2 separate regions of the Homo sapiens genome follow, and region 2 is linked to region 1. The links are chromatin contacts, found by Hi-C in ENCODE. All regions are on one chromosome and are shown on one strand. Each heading gives the region's core, a stretch centred on a gene start or an enhancer-like site at or near the end of the contact. The rest is flanking DNA. Distances are from core to core; before and after follow the strand shown. Region 1 overlaps ARHGAP31 (Rho GTPase activating protein 31). Region 2 overlaps POPDC2 (popeye domain cAMP effector 2).

Evidence for each region. A loop is a pair of places that touch in the nucleus more often than their neighbours do. Pooled maps may share reads with other maps.
Region 2: a pooled map shows a loop between it and region 1 (8-fold over the local background). The contact joins two enhancer-like sites. A Hi-C loop is called at or near these places in 1 of 168 maps with a recorded cell type or tissue (sciatic nerve), 1 of 37 single-sample maps with no recorded cell type and 7 of 50 pooled maps.

What each region holds. Positions count from the first base shown.
Region 1 is chr3:119,351,258-119,356,611 of GRCh38, reverse strand. The region is part of intron 1 of ARHGAP31 (Rho GTPase activating protein 31); the gene reads right to left. Among named protein-coding and RNA genes, the nearest start is that of ARHGAP31-AS1, 31 kb to the right of the region's middle. RefSeq lists enhancers at 4,500-4,549, 4,347-5,044. Within about 2 kb of position 3,176, at least 8 of the 41 ENCODE cell types and tissues checked have a DNase peak (open chromatin) inside an H3K27ac peak, as active enhancers do.
Region 2 is chr3:119,636,555-119,642,406 of GRCh38, reverse strand. It overlaps POPDC2 (popeye domain cAMP effector 2), which reads left to right. Exons shown (of 4, transcript NM_001369919.2): 4 at 1-351. Among named protein-coding and RNA genes, the nearest start is that of POPDC2, 21 kb to the left of the region's middle. RefSeq lists an enhancer at 3,098-3,607. Within about 2 kb of position 4,111, at least 27 of the 41 ENCODE cell types and tissues checked have a DNase peak (open chromatin) inside an H3K27ac peak, as active enhancers do.

The sequences.
Region 1 (5,354 bases), core at 1,927-4,426:
TCACCCAGGCTGGGGTGCAGTAGCACAATCTCAGCTCACTGCAACCTCTGCCTCCTGGGTTCAAGTGATTCTCCTGCCTTAGCCTCCTGAGTAGCTGGGATTACAGGTGTGTGCCACCACACCTGGCTAATTTTTGTATTTTTAGTGGAGACTGGGTTTCACTATGTTGGCCAGGCTGGTCTTGAACTCCCGACCTCAGGTGATCTACCTGCCTCGGCCTCCCAAAGTGCTGGGATTATAGGTGTGAGCCACCGTGCCCAGCCATGGTTTTTTTTGTTGTTGTTGTTAAGAGAGAATGAAAGATTAAATATGCACATCTATTTATATATGCATTCAATATCTATGGAAGAATACATAAGAAAGCAATAATTTTAGTTGTCTACAGGAAAGAAACTGGAAGCTGGGGCTAGCCCTTTGAGTAAGAGAGAGACTTCTCACTGTATATTCTTTTGTACTTTTGAATTTTGAACTATAGGAATATATTACCTTTTCTGAAGAAAATTGTCGAATAAATTTAATCCTGCAGATATTTACTGCAAGCCTACTCTGTGTCTAGCACCAAGTGTGAGGTGTTGCTTGTTTCTGATTCATCTCCATTACTAAGTTGTGAGCTCCTTGGGGACAATGAGGACAGTCCCGTGTCTTATTCATCTAGAATAGCCTTGAAAACAGAAGTACTCTCTATTCACAATAGCAAAGACTTGGAACCAATCCAAATGTCCATCAGTGATAGACTGGATTAAGAAAATGTGGCACATATACACCATGGAATACTATGCAGCCATAAAAAAGGATGAGTTCATGTCCTTTGTAGGGACATGGATGAAGCTGGAAACCATCATTCTGAGCAAACTATCGCAAAGACAGAAAACCAAACACCACATGTTCTCATTCATAGGTCGGAATTGAACAATGAGAACACTTGGACACAGGGTGGGGAACATCACACACCGGGGCCTGTCGTGAGATGGGGGGATAGGGGAGGGATAGCATTAGAGATATACCTAATGCAAATGACGAGTTAATGAGTGCAGCACACCAACATGGCACATGTATACCTATGTAACAAACCTGCACGTTGTGCACATGTACCCTAAAACTTAAAGTATAATAAAAAAAAAGAAATTAAAAAAAAAAAAAAGAAAACAGAAGCACTCAAAATGTTTTCCTGAACAGGAGCTTGGTCATTTTTCTCCAGATGGATTTTCTGGGCTCCTTTGCTATCTGGATTCCTCAAAGAAAATAGTTACTAAGTGTCAAGCATGGCTTTAGGTGGGTTTTTATTTGTTTGTTTGTTTTATAGCATTCTCCATTCTATAACTGTAGACAACCCATGAAACAGACAAAATGATCTCCATTTTGAAAATAGGAAAGTTGATTCTCAGAGAGAATAGATAAATTGCCCAATGGCCTGGAGCTAGGAAGTGCCAGAGTTGGGATCCAAACCCAGGTGTGTGTGCTGCCAAAGCCCATGCTTTTTCTGTGATACCACAAGTGATGAAGAATAGAAAAAGCCCCAAGCTACACCTACCATGGTTCAAACACTCCCCAACAGGAAGGCAGGTCCTATAGTGGCAACTTTGGAGGTGTGATTTGAGGAGAGTGGATTGGCTCCTTGCCGTTGACTGCCAAAATGCCTGAAATCCTACCACTACAGGTCTGATCTTTAAGTGTTCAACAGCTCATGGTTAATATCTATTTTTAAGTTCCTTTTGAAAAAAAAATAGCAAAAAAGTTTGAAAAATTAAAATTATATATAAATATAGAGTACAGAATGTCTCTTTAAAAACTACCTCTTCCCCAGTATATTAAATAATAAAAAATGACACACAATGGCAGGTGGATCACCTGAGGTCAGGAGTTCAAGACCAGCCTGACCAACATGGTGAAACTCCATCTCTGCTAAAAAATACAAAAAAAAAAAAAAAAAAAATTAGCCCGGCATGGTGGCGGGTGCCTGTAATACCAGCTACTCGGGAGGCTGAGGCAGGAGAATCACTTGAACCCAGGAGGCAGGCGGAGGTTGCAGTGAGCTGAGATGGCACCACTGCACTTTAGCCTGGGCAACAAGGGCGAAACTCTGCCTCACACACACACATAAAAACCACACACACACACACACACACACACACACAAACCACACACACACACTGAAATGTTAATAGTAGTTACTGCTAAGTGGTAGAAAATCAATGATTTTTGCTTTTCTCTATTTTTAATTTTGCTTTTCTAAATTTTCTGTGAAGGGGATATAGTAAAAGCATTTTTTTTAAAAGAAAGAAATGGGATTTTACAAAACAAGTTTCATTTAGGAAGATGGAGGGGCTTCTGAAATCAGTGACCCAAGTTCTAAATGTTTGCTGAAGTCCTTTCCAGTGACCCTGTTGAGGTTATTACCCCTTGTGAAGCAGAAATATTTGCCCAACCTGCTGGCCTGGGATGGCTGAGGACTAGCTCTGCTATCCTGCTGAGCAAGGCAGCCTGGAGCCCGGTTCCCCGGGTGGGGGTCCCTGCCCTCCTCATTTTTAGGCTCTCAGATGCCAAGCCAAACCAGCACTTTCCTGCAGAGGTGTCCAGGTCCTCCTCTGGTCCACTCTGTGACTTATCCCTGCCGGGGCCCTCAGGTCTCTGCTGTCAATGCTGTCTCTTTCCCAATGACAGCGATTCTCCTTCTACCAAAGCAGATGCACTGAGGGCCCATCTAGAGGAACAAAAGGTAATAAGATCTTTGCCTTCAAGAAGCCAAGAAGGGAATGGGTAATTATTGTGAAACTAGTATGCAGTGGTCCCTGAGCTACACACTTTTTTTTTTTTTTTTTTTTTTGAGATGGAGTCTTGCTCTGTCACCCAGGCTGGAGTGCAGTGGTGCAATCTTGGCTCACTGCAACCTCCGTCCTTCCAGGTTTAAGCAATTCTCTGCCTCAGCCTCTGGAGCAGCTGGGATTACAGGCCCATACCACCATGTATTTTTAGTAGAGACAGGGTTTCACCATCTTGGCCAGGCTGGTCTTGAACTCCTGATCTCGTGATCCACCCGCCTTGGCCTCCCAAAGTGCTGGGCTTACAGGCGTGAGCCACCGTGCCCAGCCTAGCTATACACTTCTTATCCATTATTTGTACCCAGTGCAATCCTCACAGTCACCTTATGAGGGAGGTATTTATCTCTGTTTTGTAAATGAAGAAACTGAAGCTCAGAGGTATTACGTCACTTGGCCAGTATGAACATATCAAACAAAATATGCTAAGGGCCCTAGACAGGCACAAAAATTGTAACAAAAGTTCTTTTAAAAAGATTACAGCTGGTGGGGAAGTCAGGCAGAGCTTTTAGATGTTGAACAAGAACAGGAAATTGTGTGCGTTTTTAGAGAGCCAGCTGTCTTGAGAGGGACCACGTTGGGGAGTGCTGAGACAGGACCCTCATGCTCAGGGGCTCACAGTGTTGTGAGCTAAGTGGATAAACAACCAGTCAAGGTGCTGCAATAAGAACTCTGACACTGGTGCAGAGGAATGATTTGATATGATGTGAGATGCTATCATATGATGTAATTGACGTGACGCAATATACATTACAATACATGCAGACCGCTCATCTAAGTGCCTAGCATATAATAAGTACTTAGTAAATGTCATACACTTTCTTTTGGGGCAGGAAACAGAGAATAGTATAAACAAGGTGAAAGGCAAGAAATAATGTGGTGAATTCCAGGAATGCTGACTAGACCAGTCCAGTGGAAGAGAAACATTAGGGAACTTGGGGGCATTTTTACTGACTGTCTGGGAAGATTGCATTCTATCTTGATCTCTACTTCCAGATAAATCTTTCTAAAACACTACCTTGATGATAAAGCTCCCCTACACCAAAACAATCAATAGCTTCCCATTGCCTGTAGAATAATGTCCAATACTGGCAGCTTTGGGACTAGACCTTCAGCTTCCTCATCAGGGCCAACCCTGAAGTTCTTCCCTTCAAAGAAATAGGCTTTTGTGTGTGTGTGTGTGTGGGAAGAGGGAGGGGAGGTAATCTAGAAGAAAAGACTTGCCACAAAAAGAAAAAAATAAGGAGTCCCTTTAGGGTCAGAAGGGACAACCTCTCGTGGTTCGTCAACGAAAGGGGAAGTGAGAGGACTCACTCTTCTCTAGCTGTTGCCTGAAATTTCTTTAGGAAAGGTAAGAGCCTATCTGACTCACACATAAAAGACTGGTTGAGAGTGATGAAAGTGTCTGGGTCCACAAGTCATCAGTAGCGAATGAGCCAGTGGGGAGAGCTTAAGAGGGACTCCCACAGGGTGCCTCTGGGTGTGTGTGTTTGGGGTGGGAGTGGTTGTGGCTGAGGAAGGGTGGTGCTGAGTAGAGAAAAAGATTCAAATGCTGTGAACATAGAAAACAAACCTGCAAGACATCCCCATGTGACCTTGGTCTTAGAGCTGGCCCTATTCATCTTGTACATAGAAACTGTACAGAAGGGTTTTGTCCCATTGATGAAGCTGCTGTGCTTTGTGTAATTGATAAAGGCTTATGTGGTTCATCCTTTCTACTGTCTGTGGAGAAAGCTTTGTTATTAGGAGATTTGTAGGGGGAGACATCACTCACTCCATGGGGCTGCTGATGGAGGACAGAAAGATCTCAGTCAATCCCCAGCACATTCCTAGGCAACAACAACTCATTTAAAATCATTTAAATCCTCAGTTTAACTGCATAAAGCACACATCAGTGGAATCACCTGATCAAAGTTTTATTTACTGGATGAGCAGCTTTCTTGCCACCTGCTCCTTGGGATACCACTGGTGGAGGCTCTTAAGTGCTAATGGATACAGAGAACGGCCGCATGTGCCTGAGAGTGAGCCCCAGGGGAGAAGGTCGTGAACTGAGCAGATTAATGAGAGAGAAGCAAACTTGTTTCTTGAACTGTATGCTTCACTAACACTGATCATCTTAAGAATGAGGACAATGTAAATTTTTTTCTACTCTGAGTGTGTCCAGGCCACCTCTCTTTTTTTTTCTTGCATACCTCATGGGTGCTTATGGGGATGAATTAACCATCATTATTTCATTTAATTCTTAAAACTCTGAGATGTAGGCATTACTACTCCTATTTTCAGATGGGAAGCTAACATTCTGTATGGTTAGACAACTTGTCCAAGCTCAAACAGCTAGTGGCAAACTGGGGTGCAGTTATAAGTCTGTTTGAATCCAAAATTCATGCACTTTCCAGTACATTTTATAAGCATAACCTCCACACTAGGGAAACCAAGTCACAGACCAAGAATGAGGAAGACCAGAAAGCAGCAGAAGGTAGAGACTGACTTCACAACTAAGTGCAACTTGATGAGAGAGAACGACTTAGATAACAAATT
Region 2 (5,852 bases), core at 2,862-5,361, 280 kb before region 1:
GCATGCCTCTTTTCCCACCCACTGGAAGGCTCACAGGCAAGGTGAGAGAGGACACAGAAGGTGCCAACACTGTCGCTACAGTAAGGACCTGAAGTGACTTTGAGAAATTCACCCTCACAAACCTTCCTTCAGGAGCAGGCATTGGTAGTGCAGAGGCACAGATTCCGTCCTTTACCAGCTGCAGAATCTTGGGCAAGTTACATAGCCTCTGTGAGCCTCATCGGTAAACAGTGGGGGTTATGAAACCCACCTCACAGGGTTGTTGTGAGGATCCAATGAGTTGATTTAGGTAAGCACCTAGCACATGCCGTGGCACCAAGTAAGCACTCAATAAATCACTCAACTCCTTTCCCTATGTTGTTTCTTTGCATTGTCTGAAAGGATCAATGGAGTCAAAGATCCAGCTTTTCACTGGTGGTTATTTTTTATTTTTCAATTAAGATTCAAATTTATGGAAGTGGAAATTTAAAAACCTCGTTTTCCCTTAGGCTGTGACATTCAACTTACAAATCTCTTTTTCTGTTGATGAACCTAGTATTAAACAATAGTTTTTAGAGGGACTTTTACAAACTTAGTTAATTAGATTTTCTTAAACATCTTAAAGTAGATTTATAAATGTAATATATTCTATTTTCCTTTTTCTTTAAATACTTCAACATATATTTCAGTTATCTATTGCTGTGTAATATCAATCCCTAAAATAGTGACTTAAAATTGTCCTAATAATATGTGGTGCTCATGAGTGCGGGACCTGACTGGGCTCAGCTAGGCGGTTCTCACTCAGGGTTTCTCATGTTGTTTCAGTCAGATAGTGGCTCAGTCTAGAATCATCTGTAAGGCTTCTTTACTCACCTGTCTGGGAAGACTCAAACAGATGAGGGCTGAAACAGCTGGGAATCCTTGGGCATCTCTCCCTCTCAATAGTTTTTTCATTTTTGTTGTTGTGTGCTCTTTGTATGACTATACCACAATTTATTTATCCAATCTACAATTGATGGGCATTTGGATAGTTTCCACCTTGGGGCAATTACAAATAGTGCTGCTATAAACACTCTTGTACCTGTCTTTTGGTATACATATGTATACTTTTCTTGGATATATACCTAGGAATGGAATTACTCAGGCATTGGGTATGTAAATACGACCAATTTTTCTAAGTGATTGTACCAATTTACATCTCCACAAGCACTGTATGAGAGTTCCAGATGCTTCTCATCCTCAGCAATAGTTGGCATTATCTTTTTTTTTTTAATTTTAGTTATTTGGGCATGTTTAGCAGCATTTTTATTTTCCTGATGGGTTGAGTAGCTTTTCTTTCTTTTCTTCTTCTTCAATTTTTTTTTTTTTTTGGCCATATGGATATCTTCTATTGTGAAGTATCTATTCTTGTTTCTTTTTTTTTGTCCATTGCTCTTTCTTTTTTTTTTTTTTTTTTTTTTTTTTTAGACAGAGTCTGGCTCTGTCCTGAGGCTGGATGGAGTGCAGTGGTGCGATCTTGGCTCACCTCTGCCTACCTGGTTCAAGTGATTCTCATGCCTCAGCCACCCAAGTAGCTGGGATTACAGGTGTGCATCACCATGCCCAGCTAATCTTTGTATTTTTAGTAGAGATGGGATTTTGCTATGTTGGCCAGGCTGGTCTCGAACTCCTGGCCTCAAGTGATCCACCTGCCTTGGCCTCCCAAAGTGCTGGGATTACAGGCATGAGCCACTGTGCCCAGCCTGTATGCTTTTTCTTATTGACTTAAAGGAGTTATTCAAATAATCAGGTTAAAAGTCCTTCTGTTACTTATTGAGATTTTATATATATATGTATATATTCTCCTACTTTTGTGGGTATTGTTTTTCTCTAAATAGTATCTTTTGATGAACATAGTTTTTAATTTCAATGTAATGGTTTATCAATCTTTCTGTCTCTGATTTGTGCTTTCTGTGTCGTGTTTAAGAAATCTTTTCCTCCCCTGAAGGTACTCTCCCAATAACCTTCTAGATTTCTTATTGTTTTACATTTCAAAGTTAGACCTACAATCAACCTGGATTTGGTTTTTGTATATATGACTAAGGGCCAAGATTCATTATTTTCCATGTGGCTATCCAATTGACTGAGCACTCCCTATTGAAATGATTATCCTATCCCTACTAGTGTTCAGCTTATCCTTTGTGACAAATCAAATTTTCCTATAGATGTAGGTCTGTTTCTGAATTTTCTGTTGTCTGATGGTTCTATTTTTCTACCCTTTGGCAGTACCATCTGGTTGTAATTATTGTAGCTTTACAGTAAGTTTTGATATCTGGTAGTCTTCAAACTTTCTTCTTCAGCTCCATTATAATCTTATGGGACCACCATATGTGGTCCATTGTTTACCAAAATGTCATTATATGGTGCATGCCTGTATATTCTGAATTCGACTCACAATCTCTACTGCCACCGCTAATTTCAAGCCACCACTACTTCATTCTAAATTAACTTCAATGGACTTACAACCAGTCCTTCTGCCTCATAACCTACACACAGTAAAGAGGTCATTTAAACATATACAAGATCTTATCACTCTCTGGCTCAAAATTTGAAATGACTTCCTATCCCACTTAGAATAAAATCCAGACTTCTTACCATGTGATATTAGTCAGGATTGACTTATTATTACTTAAAAGCACAAAGTTTTATTTCTCTCTTACTCAAAATCTGAGTCTCCATGACTCATAATGGGCACTCCAGCCTGGGCAACAGAGCAAGACTCCATCTTAAAAAAAAAAAAAGTACACTATACATTGTAAATTGAGATTCAACATAACCTGGATGTGGTGCCACTCCCCAACCTGGAGGATCACCAAGGCAGGGCTGTCATTACACACCTGTGGTGTATAGCAGTGGTTTCTCAAGATGAGGACCTCTTTTAATCCCTTTTCCCCACCAAAGAATCAGACCTTACGTAGTGGAAGTTGTGCTTTTATTATCTAATGGTGTATGTAAGGCAAAAGACATTTGGATTTCAATAGGATTTTTAGATAAATTTATAGGTTTTAAAAATTAGCCACAACAGTCTCTTTATATGTTTGAAAAATAGCATTACATATATGTATAAAGCAAAAACCCGTGAGAGATCCTGGGGAGAAGAATTGCCTGGAGGGGGAAATTGAGTCCATCTCCAATGTTCAGCACCTCTTCTCTTTCTATTTTTGACCCCCTGGTTTCCTGTAGACATCCACACAAATCTTGAGGTAGAAGTGAAAACAATGCTGTCAGCAGTTTCACGTCTGTCACCATTGAATTCATGCCCTGACATGTGCCTCCTACTCAGAAAGTTATCTGGTGATTATATCACTTCTGTGATATCATCCTTCCTGAAAGTGTCCTTACCCAGCACATGACCACCAACTGTCACATGATTGCATCACTGCCACAGGGGAGCCCAGGACACAGCACACAAATCGGATTAGTCCAGCCTGTAAACTAAGCCTTTGCTTAATAGCCTGGAATTGCCCTCCACCCCTCAGCCCTCAGGCCTGAAATCCTATTCAGCCCTCAAACCTAGTACACATGTCCTCTCCCTACGCACACTCTCCTGGCCTTCACCTCGCCCTCAGCATTGAACAATCCCCTTCAGGACTCGCAGAGCCCTCTGGGATCGCCCCCCTCAGCTCTCATCCCTCGCTAGGCACTTGAGGGCTGGGGAAGTCTTACTTATTGCTGTGGCCCCAGCACCCCACACAAGGCCACATGTGTGACATTTAGTTGGTAATTCTTTTTTTTTTTTTTTTTTTTTTGAGACGGAGTCTCGCTCTGTCGCCCAGGCTGGAGTGCAGTGGCACGGTCTTGGCTCACTCTGCCTCCCGGGTTCACACCATTCTCCCGCGTCAGCGTCTCGAGTAGCTGGGACTACAAGGCGCCCGCCACTACGCCCGACTAATTTTTTGTATTTTTAGTAGAGACAGGATTTCACCATGTTAGCCAGGATGTAGTTGGTAATTCTTAAATGTTGGTTAAACTCAGCTGTTACCTGCTAGTAGGACAATTCATGTGCCCCATTCTGGCAAGGGTAAGGTTAACACTTGTGGTTTTAGAGACTTCTAGTTCCACTTTCCAGTTTACTTTTGCTTCTCTCCCTATTCAAACCAGCAGGAAAAGAGAGTAGTAGTTCAGGAGTTGTTGCCAAAATCCAGAGCCTTATCGGGGGAATACACAGGAAGGGACAGACCTCAGATGCATTTTAAGATATTGAGAGACAGAGTCTGAGTATAAATCATATACTGGGGGAAGGAGGCAAATGGCTTAAAATACTTTTTTTTTTTTTTTTAGCACTGTGATGTTCTGAGTCAAAGATGACTCAGGCTTCAAGCCTGGATGATTGGATCATGGTGGCAGCTATTACCGTAAAAAGAGGAGGAACAACTTTGGGGAAGATGTTGATTTGCTTTTGGATGGATTGAGTTTAGACTGTTGTCAGGACACTAAGTGGACACATAATGCAAACAGTTGCTTTCATAGATGAGGGTGAATGCTAAGGATCAGAGAGGATTCCAAGGCCTTCCTGGGGCCTAGGAAGACTCAGGCACTGGGATACTCTCATCACCCCCATACTCTTCTTAAGGGGAAGAAACCTACCTCCTCTGAGATGGTGGGGCAGAGGGGAGTTGTGATGGTCATCCCAGGGCTTGGGGTGTGCCCAAGAGTGAGATCAGAGATGTGTTTGAGGCTGTGGGGAGCAGCGTATGTCACTTTCAGAATGTCAGACTTGGGACCACTCAACAAGGAGATCAAGGGCTGGGTGAGAATTCAGCAATTATGGAAGATTTATGTTTCAATATAATATCCTTTTTCCTATAGAGATTTAAAACTTTTAAAATGTAATATTGACACATAAAATTTTAAAACAAGATGAGTATGTGAAGGCCATTCCTGACACTTATGAAAAGACATTAAGCTCTCCTTTAAAGTTAAGCCTCTCTGTGCCTGACCTTCTCTCCCTGCCTTTGTCTATGCCACTAAGATTACTGCCTTTAGTTCAATTCAAGGAGCTTTTATTGCATGCTTACAATGAATTATAGTGTTTTGGGGACACAGCGAAAGAGAAAATATAGCCCCTGCTTTTAAAGACCTTACAATCTCATCATAGAGGCCTGACATACATGCAGTAAGCTATTAACCACCATTGCAAGGCAGCATAGTTACTGACTGATAGAACATACGGGTGACCAGTTTCCCTGGGGAAGATAGAACTGGAAGTGGACCCTGAATCATTGGTAGAATATAAAAGTGGGGGTGGGTGGGAAGGAGAAGGAGCAAAAAGGCATGGAGGTGACATTGACCATAGTATGTTTTAGGGGAATGCTGGCTTCAGCACACTGGGGAAAATGGCAGATAATTTTTGTTAGGCAGAGTAGGGCCAGACTGAGGAGCCCTATTTAGCTAATACGTCTTAGTTGCAAGTGCTAAGAACCAACGTGAGCAGGCTAAACTGTATAACATGGTGGTTAGAGCTCAGATTCTGAAGTCAGATGGCCTTGGTGTGAATCCTGATTTTATCTATTGCTGACTGTAGTGGACAAGTTACTTAATTTCTTTGTCCCTGTTTCCTCATATGTAAAATGAAGTAATACATGGATTCACTGGGAGGATTAAATAAGATAATTTGTGTAAGCTAATTGGAACTTTACTTGGCACATAGTAAATGTTCAGGAAGTTTTATCTTTTTTGTTGATAATGTTGACAATGTTGATAATTATGATGACAAAGCAAAGGAGAATTTATAAGGACACAGGGGTGTCTTATGGAATTCAAAGTCAGAAATGCCACTAGATTTTAATATGGGACTAGATCAGAAAGCCATCAGGGAAAGCAGGAAGCTGTCA